Linked DNA regions of Homo sapiens: region 1 is linked to region 2. The links are chromatin contacts, found by Hi-C or POLR2A ChIA-PET in ENCODE. All regions are on one chromosome and are shown on one strand. The core of a region is the stretch at or near the end of the contact, and the rest is flanking DNA. Distances in the headings are between cores, read along the strand shown.

Region 1 (7,117 bases), core at 1,576-4,075, 82 kb before region 2:
AGACAGAGTCTCAGTCTGTTGCTGAGGCTGGAGTACAGTGGCACCGTGTCGGTTCACTGCAACCTCTGTCTCCTCGGTTCAAGCAATTCTCTTGCCCTCAGCCTCCTGAGTAGCTGGGATTACATGCACCCACCACCAAGCCCAGCTAGTTTTTATATTTTTAGTAGAGATGGGGTTTCACCATGTTGCCCAGGCTAGTCTCAAACTCCTGACCTCAGGTGATCCACCTGCCTCGGCCTCCCAAAGTGCTGGGATTACAGGTGTGAGCCATCGCGCCTGGCCCAATATTGCAAAGGATTCTGAGGCCCAGTGCTGACTTGTCAGATAGAAGCTCTGTAGTTGATTGGTGATGTCTGCCCCAGGCATAGAAAGTTTGTCCATGTATTTCCCATTCCTAATCAAGTCATCTTCCTAATCAAGCGCTGTTTCTTCAGCCAGTTCTTTTGGTATATCTTCATACCCCAAGTAACATGCTTATGATGCTGCTACTTGAGTTTTCAGTTGTAGACTTGATCTTTTTTTTTTTTTTAATCACTATAAAAGATGAGGATTCAGCCCTCTTTAGACCCCTGTTCATCACAAATACATTTCTTGTCCCTCTGTATACACGGTATTCTCATGTCATAATTTTGATTAGTTCAGAATTTGTTATTATTATGAACATATAAAGGCTATTCGTGCCTGAGCCATGTGATATTATATAATTACCCTTACAAAATTTTGTGTTCCCAGGAATTTATAAACATCCTGTTTTTACACTTTTATAGTTTTCGGTGTGCTTATCAGTTCAATCCCAAATTCTTCTCCAATTATATAAATCTCCTCTCAGTATATTAAAACACATTTGATGGCCTATTCATTTACTCTTCTTGAAGAAATCTCTTCTAAGCCTCATCAATGACCTCTAGCCAAAGACTAACAGGAATACATCAGCAGTTGAATGCGCTGAGTTTATTACATATTGCAGCAAGGGAGAACACACGCCATGGAGAATTGTAGGGAGTCTCAATAGAGGGTATTAGAAAGGACTTACAGGATATGTGTCATGTGACTTGAGGAACGGTTTAAAGAAATGGGACTTTGCCCTGAATTAGGATGTTCTCAGGAAATGAGAGTAATTCTGTGGTAGAGTATCTTAAATTTTACCTAGAAAAAGAAAAGATTAGATGGAGACCAAAACTGTGATTGTTAAACAAAGCTATACAAGGGGAATTTATGGTATTTTGTGGCTTGGACAATGTTCATGTTTTTGTCTATGTTCAAATACAGTTATGGAGTGGCCTTGTTTTTGTCCTGATCCATCATGATTACAGAGGGGCTTTGTCTGAAGTTGATGTTCTGGGCAATTGTTTATGTTCAACAGGGGAATACCAAGGCCTACCTATGAGTACCAGTTCTGCTCCTGGATACCAGGGGCTGCCTTTTTCTTTCTCAGCCTTCTGACTTGTTCCAAAGTAGTCCATTTCTGTATGTGCTTACTGCACTGCTCTCATTCTAGGAGCCTTACTCCATCATCTTGCTGATGCCCTTCACCTCTCTTCCGACTCTATTTCATGGGTCTCATCTATTTTATTCTCTTAGCTTACCCCCTTTTGGAGGAGGGGACATGCCTTCCAGTAGCTTCATGAGAAAAATGTTAGTGAAAAAGTAATTGTTTAAGACTTTGTGTGTTGGAAATTGTATGTCAGAAGACCTTGCATGCTAAAAAATATTTTACCCTCACACTAGCCATACAGACAATTAGTGCTTTAATTGGATATGGAATTTTAGGTTGGAAATCATTTTCCCTCAGGAAAAAGGCATTAGATTAACTGCCTTCTAGCTTCACTATGAAGAAGATTTGATGTCATTCTAAATATTGATCCTTTATTTGAAGCCATTTTTTTTTCCATGCTGGGAAATTTGTAGGATCTCTTACTTGCCTCCAGAATTTTTACATTTTACAATGATGTTCCCATTGTATCCATCGTGTGGGGCACTGAATGGGTTCTCTGTCTATGGAAGTATATGTCCTTCCAAAGTTCTGATACTTTGTCTTGGATTATTTAATTTTGTCCATTTGATTTTCTCTATTCTGTCTTGGATTCCTTTTACGCAGATGTTGGACCTTCTAAAACAGTCCTCTAATTTTCTTTTTTCTTTTATTTTCCTTTCTTTTTTGTCATTTGACTTGCTAAAAGAGAAATTTCCTCAAGTTTTCCTTTCAACCCTTCTACTCTTTCATTATGCTATCATACTTTATATTTCCTTGTGCTCTCTTTGTTCTCTGGATGTTTCTTTTTCATAGTATCTTTAATCTCTTATCTCATTGAGGCTATTAATGATGGTTTCTTTTTCTTCTTCTTTTCCTAAATAAGACTTTTTCTCCGTGTTTTTTCTGTATTTTTCTTTTTTTGTTTTTGTCTCTTTCTTTTTAGAAACTTTCCTCCAATATATGGTAATTCTTGGCTATCTGCTTATATTTAAGCATGGGCTGCTATAAATCTAATTGGAAGCTGTCTGTGATGGTGAGGCTTGTCACTGTAGTTTGATCTGACTGGACACAAAATATGTGAGGCATGGCCTTTGACCGAAGAGGAGTTTGCAGTGGAATGCGCACAAGTTGTTCAGATTTTAACAAATATTATAAAAGCTATTTATATTATGACACTACTAGCTATTAAGTCCACAAAATAGCACCCATTGAATATAAAACTAAGCACCCATAGAATATAAAACTAACAGAAATTAAAGTGTATTAGAATCCTTTTCCTTTGTTGATTTTAAGAAAAATCTGGTTTTGTTCTAGTACAGTTTCAGTGAGAGACTAACTTCCTCTTTGACCCTGTGATTTATAATTAGCCCAGCCACTGCCCACAGCTGGCAGTACTTGAAAACAGGAGTGGGTCAGGCCAGGCACTCCCAGCCCAAGTGAACATTTTTTCAGACTTGCATGCAATCCAAAACTAAAAGAGATAAAAGGTAAACATGAAGAGCTCTAGCTATTCTTCAGAATGTATTTCCCCCCAGAGACAGTTGTTTGATTCTCCTATGGCGTTTGACTTGTACATAGAGACTCTCCCAGAAACTCAAGGTACAAGCCTCATGAAAGGTTGGAATGCTTTAGAAAAATATCAAAGTGTTAAGCTGAGGTTCACTGATATCAAATAATTGGGATATTTACAGCAACAAGTAATGTCTAATTTCTTAACTTTTATGAAAGTTACCGATGATTATTCATGCATTGAAAATGCCTGGAAGAACAGACACCAAAACTATTAATAGTGACTCCTGGGGAGTAGTACTTGAAGCAGCAGAGGTAGGAAGCAGATTTTTTTTTTTTTTTTACTTTACACATTTCTGTTGTTTGGTCACAATCACAATAAATACATTTTTAAATGTGAAATGCTACACTATAAAAACTAAAAGAACTATCATAAGCTTACAAAACCTGATATATGCAGTTTGGGGCTCAAAAGAAATGGAAAATATCTCAAGTAACTCCAGACCATGTAGTTAGAACTTTGATACTTGATAGTTATTTTCCTCCCACATTAATGGAGACTTCAGTCTAACTCCAGCCTATTTTCCAGATTACCTTGGGAAGGTTTCCTTTCAAGAGAAACACCTATTAGGTTAGGTTTGCAATTTGGCCTCAATGAGTAATAGAAACTCAACTATAATGATTTTGCTAAATAGGGAGTTGTTTTACTCACTTAATAAAAAGAGCACAGGTAGGCACAACCGGTTATTTCACATAATGAAAAGTCTAGGATCCTTTTAGCTCCCCTTTCAGTCAACCTTAGTGTGTACATTGTTTCTCCATGGTCAGAAAATGGCTATTCCACCTTAAGCATAAACTGGCAAAAGGAGGAGGAAGGGCAACGAGCAAAAGACATAAATGATTGCTGGCTTGGCCAGCTCCTTTTAACAGGAAAACAGCCACTTTCCCAGGACCCCTCCTCACAGACTTCCACTTACATTTCATTGGCTTGTCTTAGCTCATATGGGCACCCCCAGCTGCAAAGAAGTGTGAGGACTCCTGGATACATTGCAGCTCTGGAAAAAAAAAAAAAAAAACAGCATTCTGTTGCTGTCGTGGTTAATACTAAATGTCAATTTGATTGGCTTGAAGGATACAAAGTATTGATCCTGGGTGTGTCTGTGAAGGTGTTGCCAAAGGAGATGAACCTTTGAGTCAGTGGGCTGGGGAAAGCAGACCCACCCTTAATCTGGGTGGGCACAATCTAATCAGCTGCCGGTGTGGCTAGACTATAAACAGGCAGAAAAATGTGAATGAGAGACCGGCCTAGCCTCCCAGCCTACATCTTTCTCCCGTGCTGGACCCTTCCTGCCCTCGAACATCGGACTCCAAGTTTCTTCAGTTTTGGGACTCAGACTGGCTTTCCTTCCTCCTCAGCTTGCAGATGGCCTATTGTGGGACCCTGTGATCCTGTGAGTTAATACTTAATAAACTCCCCTTTTTATTTTATATATATATATATACACACACACTAATAGGAGATATATATATATATATATATATATATATATATATATATATATATATATATATATATGGAGATACAAAGAACCCTGACTAATAGAGTTGCTAAGATCAAGGTGGAGGGTAGCTATTGGCTAGGCAACCAGGAGGCTCTGCTACCAATGGCTTATCATGTCACCTCTTCCACAAGCCAAGCCTACCTAATTCCTGCCTGAAACTAGAGAGCTGGGCTTTACAGAGAATTTAAAATGGTATCAGAGAAGCAGTAGCCAGAGTTCAAAAATGAATACAATTTATTGAAGTATTGTTTGTGTTTCAAAATATTGGAAATAACCAAAGTGTCTAGACCTCAAGCCAGAAAAATCTGTCGAGAGCCTTTAGTTGACATAGTAGCTAGTGAGTGTGTTCTCATCATATTTTCTGTCGAAACCTCATAAGGGTTCCTGGGCCCTGTTATTCACGTTTACATCTGCCGACACCCGGGAGCTGAGCATGAGGACAGCCCACTCCAGGCACACCTGTAGCAGAGAATCAGACAGGGACCCAGGATGTTTGCTGGAGTTCCTCTATCCAGGAGGTCTTAACTTGACTTTCCTAAAGGAGAAATCAACACTTCCTTGATGAATATTCACATCTTCCAGGAAGGCTTTCCCAATTATTCAATTCTATACTGAGTTCTCCCTTTTCTGATCTGCTATAGCAATTTTATGTTTGTTAAGCCCACAACATTCTGTATATTGTCAGACATGTTTCACAAGACCACATCTCGTTTTCCTAAGTCCAGTGTGTGCATCTCAAGAGCTAGTGCTCCAGGGTAGGAGACCCAATGGAAAAGCAGGACATGGACACCTGAGGGTACAGAAGGTGCTACTGAAGATACCCTGATTCATGGATGATGGGGCATCCAAAGACACACTTTAGTGACTTTAACATAGCAGCATGATCCTCAAAAAGATCCTGTTAAGTAACCTTCAAATCACTAGACAGTGTGATATTCCTTTCTTGGGTCTAAATTTTGGCCATTATTCAACCTTAGGGCCTACAAGTGTGTGCTGTCACAGTAGGAACTGAACCACATCAGATTGGAGTCATGAGCTTTTGGTGTAAATAGCCAACTCTAAACTTGCTCTAAGTCAAGTAGGCTGGAAGCACCCCAAGATGACCCTCCCTGTAGCCTTGAATGGTACCCTTTCCCCATCAGCTGCCACATGTCCTCCTCTCTACTCTCGTCTTCATCACAAAGAATCTGACAAGCTCATTCCTAATAGGGCAACAAAGACTTAAAGAGTGAGATTTGCCTTTTCCCTAAAGTACGTCAACACAGGAGAAAAGTGCAAGCCGTTACAACAGAAATGTAATGGTGAAATTTTAGGTATCAACCAAAAAGTTGAGGCTTTTCTTTTGTGTAAGAAATTTCCAGCTACTAATCAAATGACTATATATAAGTAGCAAACTATCCCCACTATTATTAATAAATTACATATTTTTCTTTATCCTATACAATTTCATAAATGTACTCACATTTTATAATAACTATAATTTGAATAGTCATAGTATATTCATGTCTCCAAAGTGCTGGGTCATGAGTTAGATGAGTTAGGCAGATCATGGGTTCCAAGTCTACCTCCCTGGGTTTACACCTGCACCATTGAGGCAAGTTGCTTAAATGTGTTTGTGCCTCATTCTCTTCATCTGTACAATTGGAGAAAATATTCCCCACCTCATGAGGGGTATTGTAATGATGAAATAAGATCGTATACACAGGCATTTAGAACCTTGCTGGACACTTGGTTTATGTTCAATAAATGTTAGCTATTAGTAAGATTTATTTCTAAATAATAAACATTTGCAGCTGGCAAATTATAGATTTTTGGCAGGTCTTCATATTTTAATTTGCCATGGCTTATAAAGAATATTTGGCATAAAGGGAAGTTCTTATAAGATTGAGATTCGTGATTTGCTCAGCATTTTCAAAAAGTGTGTGATGAGGTTGACTACACAGCAGTGAATTTTATTTATTTATTTATTTATTTATTTATTTTCAGACAGAGTCTCACTCTGTCACCCAGGCTGGAGTGCAGTGGCACGATCTCAGCTCACTGCAACTTCTGCCTCCCGGGTTCAAGCAATTCTCTGCCTCAGCCTCCCAAAGATTTATTTCTTACATAAATGCATGTTTTTAAATTTTGATTTCCAGATGGAAGCTATCCCCAAAGATGATTCTACATTATCTGAGAGAAGGCGAGAGCTTCACAAGGAAGTTGAAGTAGCTAAGAGGAATTTGGCCCAACAGGTTAATATCAATGCTCATTTAAGCTTCTATCTAAGAAGCGTTCATACAAAGTTGTGCTTTTAACTGTGCTCCACAAAACCTTATCAATAAGAGAGTCATCAAAGAGAGTATGATCCTGCTTCATGTGGGCATATTTCTTCATCTCAAAGTCCACTCCAATCCTACACTAAATTTGAGAAAAAAGAATATGTTTGAACCGCAAAAAGTATTCAAAGGAATGAGATTTTTAAATTATGGGCTGTTGATTACATTAAAAGTAAACCACAGATGTTTTATTTCACCAATGTCTAATTTCAAATTTTCGTTTGTTTTTATGTGTCTTCTTTTTCTTAGTCACT
Region 2 (7,811 bases), core at 934-3,433:
GGAGTGTTTTCTGCACAGACAGAAGCTGAGGGCAGCTTCCAGCTTCTAACCTCTACTTTAAATAAACCTTGGAGGGCATAAATAACAGTGAATATAGCCTATCTCTTGCCTCAGGAAAGGACACATTCTTTAAAGTCACAATTATAATAGGTGACAGGGTCTCTAAAGTAAAGGAAAAGACTATTACAAAGAAATAGAGAGCAAATAGGGTATTTTTATACATTTCTATTAAAGAACGAATGAGGCAAATTATGTTTGCACCAAATGTAACGATAAAGGGGAAATGTTTCATTATCAATACTCCTTCCTCTCTCTTCTTTCACTTAAATGTATTATAGTTGGCCCCTACCTCACTAGAAGGAATCAAGACTAACAGGATTCTTGCATGACTTGACTGGGTAATTTTTCTGTACCTCATTGTCCTCTGTAATTTCAGAGGTAGGAGCCCCCCATACCCAAAGGACTATAAATCATGCTGCTATAAAGACACATGCACACGTATGTTTATTGCGGCATTATTCACAATAGCAAAGACTTGGAACCAACCCAAATGTCCAACAATGATAGACTGGATTAAGAAAATGTGGCACATATACAACACCATGGAATACTATGCAGCCATAAAAAATGATGAGTTCATGTCCTTTGTAGGGACATGGATGAAATTGGAAATCATCATTCTCAGTAAACTATCGCAAGGACAAAAAACCAAACACTGCATGTTCTCACTCATAGATGGGAACTGAACAATGAGAACACACGGACACAGGAAGGGGAACATCACACTCTGGGGACTGTTGTGGGGTGGGGGGAGGGGGGAGGGATAGCATTAGGAGATATACCTAATGCTAAATGACGAGTTAATGGGTGCAGCACACCAGCATGGCACATGTATACATATGTAACTAACCTGCACATTGTGCACATGTACCCTAAAACTTAAAGTATAATAATTAAAAAAAAAAAAAAAGTTTCTGCAGCAGCCAGGTGCAGTGGCTCGCGCCTGTAATCCCAGAACTTTGGGAGGCCAAGGCTGGCAGATCACTTTAGATCAAGAGTTTGAGACCGACCTGGCCAACATGGTGAAACCCCGCTCTACTAAAAAAAAAAAAAAAAAAAAATTAGCCAGCCATGGTGGCAGGCGCCTGTATTTCCAGCTACTCAGGAGGCTGAGGCAGGACAATCACTTGAACCTGGGAGATGGAGGTTGCAGTGAGCTGAGACTGCACCATTGCACTCCAGACTGGACGACAGAGCAAGACTCCGTCTCCAAAGAAAAAAAAGAGTTTCTGCAGTGCTATCATCATGGCAAATCTGAAAGGTGAACAATTCATTTCAAGAAGGGCAAATGATAGCATTCTGCTAACTAGTGAGTGTTAAAACAGAAATTTAATAAAAGGATAAACTTTCAAGATTGCCTTTTATTCACTATTATTTTGAAAAGTGTATCTGTATGTTAATTATGTAATTAGCCTCTCATCTGGTCAAATCAGCTTTCATTTCCTTAAAAAAAAGTAGATAAGTATATAAGAAAATATTTTAGGAGATGTAATGTAGAAATAAAAATTGATATTTGTCTATAATTTAAATGACCGAGATTTTACTGATATAGAATATTCCTGTAAAAAAGGGTATCATGGGGACAGAGAAATAAGTTTTCAGAACATGCAAACAACTAAGTTCTTCAATGTGACAGTTGAAAGCCGTGATAAGAATCTATTGTGTGCTTCATTTATCACTACAGAGGATACCTCAAAAAAAATTAAAATTTCATTACAGTTTTGGTTATAAATAGCATTTTAAAAGAGGTATAGTTGTTTGCAAAACATAATTCAGGATTATCTATGTGTAAGGGCATCACATTTTCTATTATCTTAAAAAATCCAAGTCAGTTGTCTCCTACAAAAATGTGAAATCCATGTTTTCGCCTGTGGAAACTTTTTATTAAGGTTGTAGCATTAAGAACATTTGCAGATAAGAGAAAAATAAATGATTTGCATCACAGCTAATGATAAGCATAGACTGATAGATTTTCAAGATTAGAAGAGACCTTTAAGGTAACCTAGTCCAACCACAAGAAGTTTAAAGCAACATGGCAAACCCCAAGATTAGTTCAGTACAGGGAGGTTATAACCACAGGTTTCTTTATATCGCTCTTCTTGGACTTCCTGATGTCACCCTGTGCGTGTCCACAATAGCTGCTCCACCCTGCACAATCTTGAGAAGTGCAAAAGGGAAGCGTTACCCTCAGGGTGATATTCTCACACCACATCCAATTAACATGTGGCTCAGTCTTTTAACACAACCCTGGGAACCAGTGGTCCCAGCTGCCTCCTGGACACTTTGAACACAGGACATAACAGCAGGGGGTTGGTAAGGGAGGGAGCGGAGATGTGCATTTCCTGACTCTGGGGTGGTGTAACCTGCAGACTTCCTGCCATGTGACCACAGGGTCTGCATGTCTATTCACATGTGTTCCAAAAGAAAAACGTGGGTGCCTAGAGAGGGAACAAGTTCAGGCCTTTCTTTCCCTTAAATTCTAAGGTGGGGCATAAAAGTCTAATAACCACGACAGTAAAAGACAAAGAAAAGGCCTTTAGGAAAGCACTGCCACTGTGCATACCAAAAATTTAGAAATTAATCAAACACACTTGATACATCTTTTTTAAGGACTATATTTAGACAGGGTCTAAACATAAAGTGTCACCATTTACTCTAGTACATATTTTCCTATGACTGTGTTATTTAAATTCAATTTATTTTTCTAAGTACCTTTTTGATATAAACTTCTGCCTCAAAAGCAAGCATGTAGTTCTAATATCTAAATAAGAAACATGAGGCAGAACTTTTTCAGGCACAGCCTATGTACGGTTTTCACTTGCTGGGCCAGCAAAGCTCTGTCTACTGTACCATATTCAAGAGAAAATGAGCAGTGTTTTAGCTCAGCACATCCTAATTTAAAAGGAGGGAGTCAGAACCGACAGGGAGAAAAAGTCATTTGGGGTGAATGTGCCTAAGATTGCTGACTTTTACTGATCCTGAAGCTCTAGAGTTATTACAGACTTTTTAATGGGGCTGGAAAAAGGGGTCGTGAAGGTCCTTATCTACCAAGTATGATAGCAGCAATCCACCCATTCCTCACTTATAAAAACTCAGTACATATTTTAATCCACTCTAGTCACTTAGAAAATAAAAATACCATGATAGAGGTTTAGTTCTGCCTGGTAATAGGAAGAATAATAAATACCCTGTGTACCTGCTCCTTTGGTTTTACTGTTTTTATACAAATACTTTTGGCCAATAGCAGGGATTTGCTATTACTTTTCTGCCAAAAAAAATTCAACTGAGTTCTTTATCAGTCAAAACAGTAGTGAAATCACGACCTTGATGGCTATAAGAGAGGTGTCCAACAACTGACCCACAACTGTGAATTGATTTTATTTGCATACAGCATACACAGTGTTAACTTACTGTATTCCAAGTGAGCACTGAGGAATGTGGCAATAGTTTGTCCATGTTACTTGTCTCTGAATATACACTCCAGTATGAAGAAGCTGAGTAGATTTTTTTTGAAACAGGGGGAAAAAAGATGTGGTTTAATAAGATGATGACAGCATTGTAATGCAACCAAAACACGCAAACCAACAAAGTTTTCATTGTCTTATCCCTCATCCTCAAAACGGTAACCATCATGATTTTATCTACTGACTAAAATGTTCAGGTTCTGCTTTTTACAATGAGAAGAATAACTTAGTACCATATCTACCCAAATGACATTATATCATTTCATACGAAACCAGCCAACACAAAACTGGGCTAAGAAAGTTACATCTTACTGGAAAAAAAAATCACTAATAAGGTTATAGAATCAAGATCCTATCTTGTATCTCATCAATCTCTGTACAGCCATAGTTTCTTAGAAAACCACAAGAGAATGAAATTTAATTAGCTGCTGACTCCGATAGAGTTTTGTTTTTTTTTTTTAATGTGCTCCAAAGTAGCATTTGGACAGGTTGAGGCATTCACTATCAATTTACTGCTTTCCCTCAAGCAAAAAGGTCAAGTATTCAACTTAAGCTGCAACATCAGCAACACTTACCAATTATAAATTCCTGAATGAGGTCAAATGAATGGCAGGCAGAGACATTCTCAGAAATCCACTGAATAATCTTTAAAAAGTCAGACAGAACTCTGTTGGTATTTAAATCTGCTCTCTGCCTCCACTACCAAAGAAGTACAAATATACATGAATCTTTTGCATTCTATACCTATTTTAGAATTGCCTAAGAATATACTCACTTCTATACTATCTTCAAGATACATAATGCAATTCTGGGTAGGTAAAACGGTATTTTATAAGTGAGATCCTTTTTATACATCTTTTTAATAAATCTCCTTGGCTGGAAACCAAATAAACGTTCCTCAACCTAACGTTTGTGCAAGAATAGGTCATGTTATAGCAAAGCACCAGTGGAAAGAGCCGTGGGATACAGGAAAAAAAGAAAAACAAAACCACTAGGCTTGAGGGCAGCAGAGCTGGGTGTGAATTCCAGCTGGGTCCTGGGTGTGAATACGGACACACCAGTTAACCTTTGTGAGCATCACTGTACTGCCTCCTGAGGGAGGGATAATCCCTGCTATACCATCAACTCGCTCATCTCCATAATCATCCTCACCTGCTAGAGGAATGTTTTCCATCTCAGCACTGACAGATATTATAAGGCACGCCTAACCATGGTGCACACTTGCACTTCTGCTCCTACCAGTAAGCTGTTTAATTCAAAACCGATTTATGTTATTGTACTTATTTTCAAAATTAGGTAATACGATATTACTATCGACAAGTAAAATGTGGATGCAGAGAGTGTCATTGGGTCAGTAAAAGTTGAATGCTTTGTAAAGAGTCAAAGGCATGTCTCTAAAACACTAGAAAATTAGGTTTAGGGGAAACAACTAAAAAAGATTGGGTAAAAAATGCCTGGTATACACAGCTTGCTTTGTAAGGGTCTTTAAATTACTATATCCTTAGAAATAAAAATTTTTAAAAAGTAACAGGAAGTTAGAGGTAACTCATTACTAGTGCTTTTATGCATGAAAAATGATGTTGAACTTCAATTAGCAGATGCACAAAGAAAGGCTTGAGTCAAAACATGGGTGAATAATGTACATTGTTATGTTTCAGGTTAAAATAAAACGTCTAATGTCTTTTTTTTTTTTTTTGTAGTTAACCAGCCACTCTTTGATCTTAACCACATCTGATAAAGAGATTTTTCTGACTTCACAGGATAGCTGTAAAATAACACAGAATGCACGTGGAAGTACTTAATAAACTCTAATGTGAAATACAAATGTAAGCTATTTTTATTACAAATGTAATAAATATCTGCCACCAGATTTTAGTCCTTTTGATAATTATAGATCAAATACAGACCAGGAGAAAAAGTAGATATTTAAGAAACGCATTATTTACTGAGCTCTTCATTGAAATATTACTGACATAGCTAAACTTTTATTCCCAATATGGAAAAGGGGGTACCCAAAAGAACAGAAACACCCTGAGTGTGAGACCTGGTAGGGATCCATAAAAAAGCAGCGCAAAAGATGACGATGTCAGCAGCAAGGCCACACACCTCAATTAATTGTTACTAAATAAAAATAACTCCTGACCATTTTCAACCACAAAATAAATATGTTCAGTGTCGTCTATCTGCCCATTTTAAAACATGAGCTATCTTCTCACCTGGGCTTCCAGGAACTGCGCACCTTGACCGCAGTAGAGCGCGCAGTGCAACGCAGCCATCTTCTCACAGTCTAAGCAAGTGTTCTGCAGAAGCTGTAATAAAGACGACTGGCTGAGCAGTGCTCTATAGAGCTTTCCAGAACAACAATCCAATACCAGGGACCCTGACAATGACTGTAAAGGGCAATGAGGTAGCATATCAATCATTTCATTATTTCCTGGCAAAAAAAAAAAAAACAGTAGATCAGCAAATAGAAGAAACTCCTTTCACCCAAACATAGATATTAAAGTCAAAACAAACTCAAATGGGCCACCTCTACAAGAGAAAAACTATAGCCGTACCTGTCAGAAAGAGATTGTGGCAGATCAGGTCTGGATGTTGAACATTAAGTAGGTGGAAGAAATGACCAGGTAAGTAAACAGCCACATAATAGTCTATAGAAGAGAAAGATTTACATCATCTACATGTGGTAAAAGCTGCACAGGTACAGAATGTCACATTATCCCTGCTTGTCTCTGAATATCTCAAAAGGCAAAAGTTTTACCAATGTAATAAGCTATCTAATGACAGCCCGTTTTTTTTTTTTTTTTTTTAAGACAGGGTCTGACTCTGTCACCCAGGCTGGAGTAGCGGTGGTGTGATGTCGGCCCACTGCAGCCTCAAACTCCTGGGCTCAAGTGATCCTCCCCACCTCAGCCTCCCAAGTAGCTGGGACTACAGGACTGTGCCCACAACACCCCACTAATATTTTCTATTTTTATAGAGATGGAGTCTCACCATGTTGCCCAGGCTGGTCTTGAACTCCTGGGCTCAAGCAATCCTCCTGCCTCGGCCTCCCAAAGTGCTGGGATTACAGGCATGTTGCCCAGGCTGGTCTTGAACTCCTGGGCTTGAGCAATCCTCCTGCCTCAGCCTCCCCAAATGCTGGGATTACAAGCATGAGCCACCACACCCAGCCACATTTCTCTTACTAGGTAAACCTCATTTATTTCCATCTTTGGCTAATTTTCTTCAGATATTTAGCTATGGTTATCTTAATTTATACCTGCAGTTTTGTTTCTAAGTGATTTGTGGCTTTATGTGAATCTAAATGATCTCAGAGCAAATTAGAATAAAAATATCAAGCAACACGAATTATTCCTTAATTTGATAAGCTGGAAATAGCCTATATTGGGAATTTTCTTCATAATTTCTGCCAGTTTCGGGAAGCTCTAAAATTTTGTTGCCCATGTTTGTCCAGTGATCATCATTATCATCATCAGTAGCAGGAGCATTTTGTTTAGAGAACCTTTAAATCGATATTCATCAGAATAATCTCTGCAGACACATTGACACTTTGTGAAGTACTAATTTATTTCCTTGCATATCAAGCTGACTAGAATTCACACCTTCAGTCCCTGCACTAGATATTTTTGAATCAAGAACATTTGTACTCAGATGGAGACAAGGTATAAAAAATAGGTTTCTGGAGAATGGAAGGGTGGAAGTAGCCCTTGCCAATACTTTTTCTAGGATCTTAGAAAACAGAAATTCACACAGTAGTAATTTTATATAGATGAAACATTTAGATTATAAGTGAGCCAGCTAGACTCCTTTTCCTAAGAAGTGAAGGAACACATGCTAATCATTTGCATAGAAGGCGTTCTGTGGAAAGGGAAGAGGATATAGAACTCAAACCAGTTGACTTACAAGTGTCCTTTCAGTCAACGTGGATTAAATGATGCTAAAGTGCTTAGCACAAATGGTTGCAATCATCTTATTATAGCAACACTTTACTAGAAAACCACAAACAACAATACAGTGGGACATAATGGAAAGGGTATCGGCATCAAATGACCTAGTTACCTCCCAGCTGTACCACTTAACTAGTTAATTAGGATGGCACTATGTCCGTGGGGTGGTGGCATTTGAAAATATATGACAGTGATTTGGGTTGTTAACATCATTGAGGTAGTGAGAGGGAGATTCCTATTTGGCATTTGGTGAGTAGGCTCTAGGGATGGATGTTCAGTCCCTCAATGAACAGGGAATTTTTGTCTCACCAAAAGGGGCAGTAGTATCTGTGGTAGG

The links. Hi-C counts contacts between places; a loop is a spot of excess contacts on that map. ChIA-PET counts read pairs that join two places held with the same protein, here RNA polymerase II (POLR2A). Pooled maps may share reads with other maps.
Region 1: a map with no recorded cell type shows a loop between it and region 2 (4-fold over the local background). The contact joins two enhancer-like sites. A Hi-C loop is called at or near these places in 1 of 37 single-sample maps with no recorded cell type and 9 of 50 pooled maps. POLR2A ChIA-PET finds 5 or more read pairs at or near these places in 3 of 52 experiments (OCI-LY7, activated naive CD4-positive, alpha-beta T cell and endothelial cell of umbilical vein).

The regions. Positions count from the first base shown.
Region 1 is chr7:77,267,011-77,274,127 of GRCh38, forward strand. It overlaps CCDC146 (coiled-coil domain containing 146), which reads left to right. Exons shown (of 19, transcript NM_020879.3): 10 at 6,684-6,779. All of the region lies in intron 2 of LOC102723791 (a long non-coding RNA gene), which reads right to left. Among named protein-coding and RNA genes, the nearest start is that of CCDC146-AS1, 22 kb to the left of the region's middle. RefSeq lists a silencer at 4,584-4,766. Within about 2 kb of position 2,826, at least 6 of the 41 ENCODE cell types and tissues checked have a DNase peak (open chromatin) inside an H3K27ac peak, as active enhancers do.
Region 2 is chr7:77,349,473-77,357,283 of GRCh38, forward strand. It overlaps GSAP (gamma-secretase activating protein), which reads right to left. Exons shown (of 31, transcript NM_017439.4): 15 at 6,083-6,175; 16 at 5,741-5,958; 17 at 4,100-4,169; 18 at 3,472-3,554. Among named protein-coding and RNA genes, the nearest start is that of GSAP, 63 kb to the right of the region's middle. Within about 2 kb of position 2,184, at least 13 of the 41 ENCODE cell types and tissues checked have a DNase peak (open chromatin) inside an H3K27ac peak, as active enhancers do.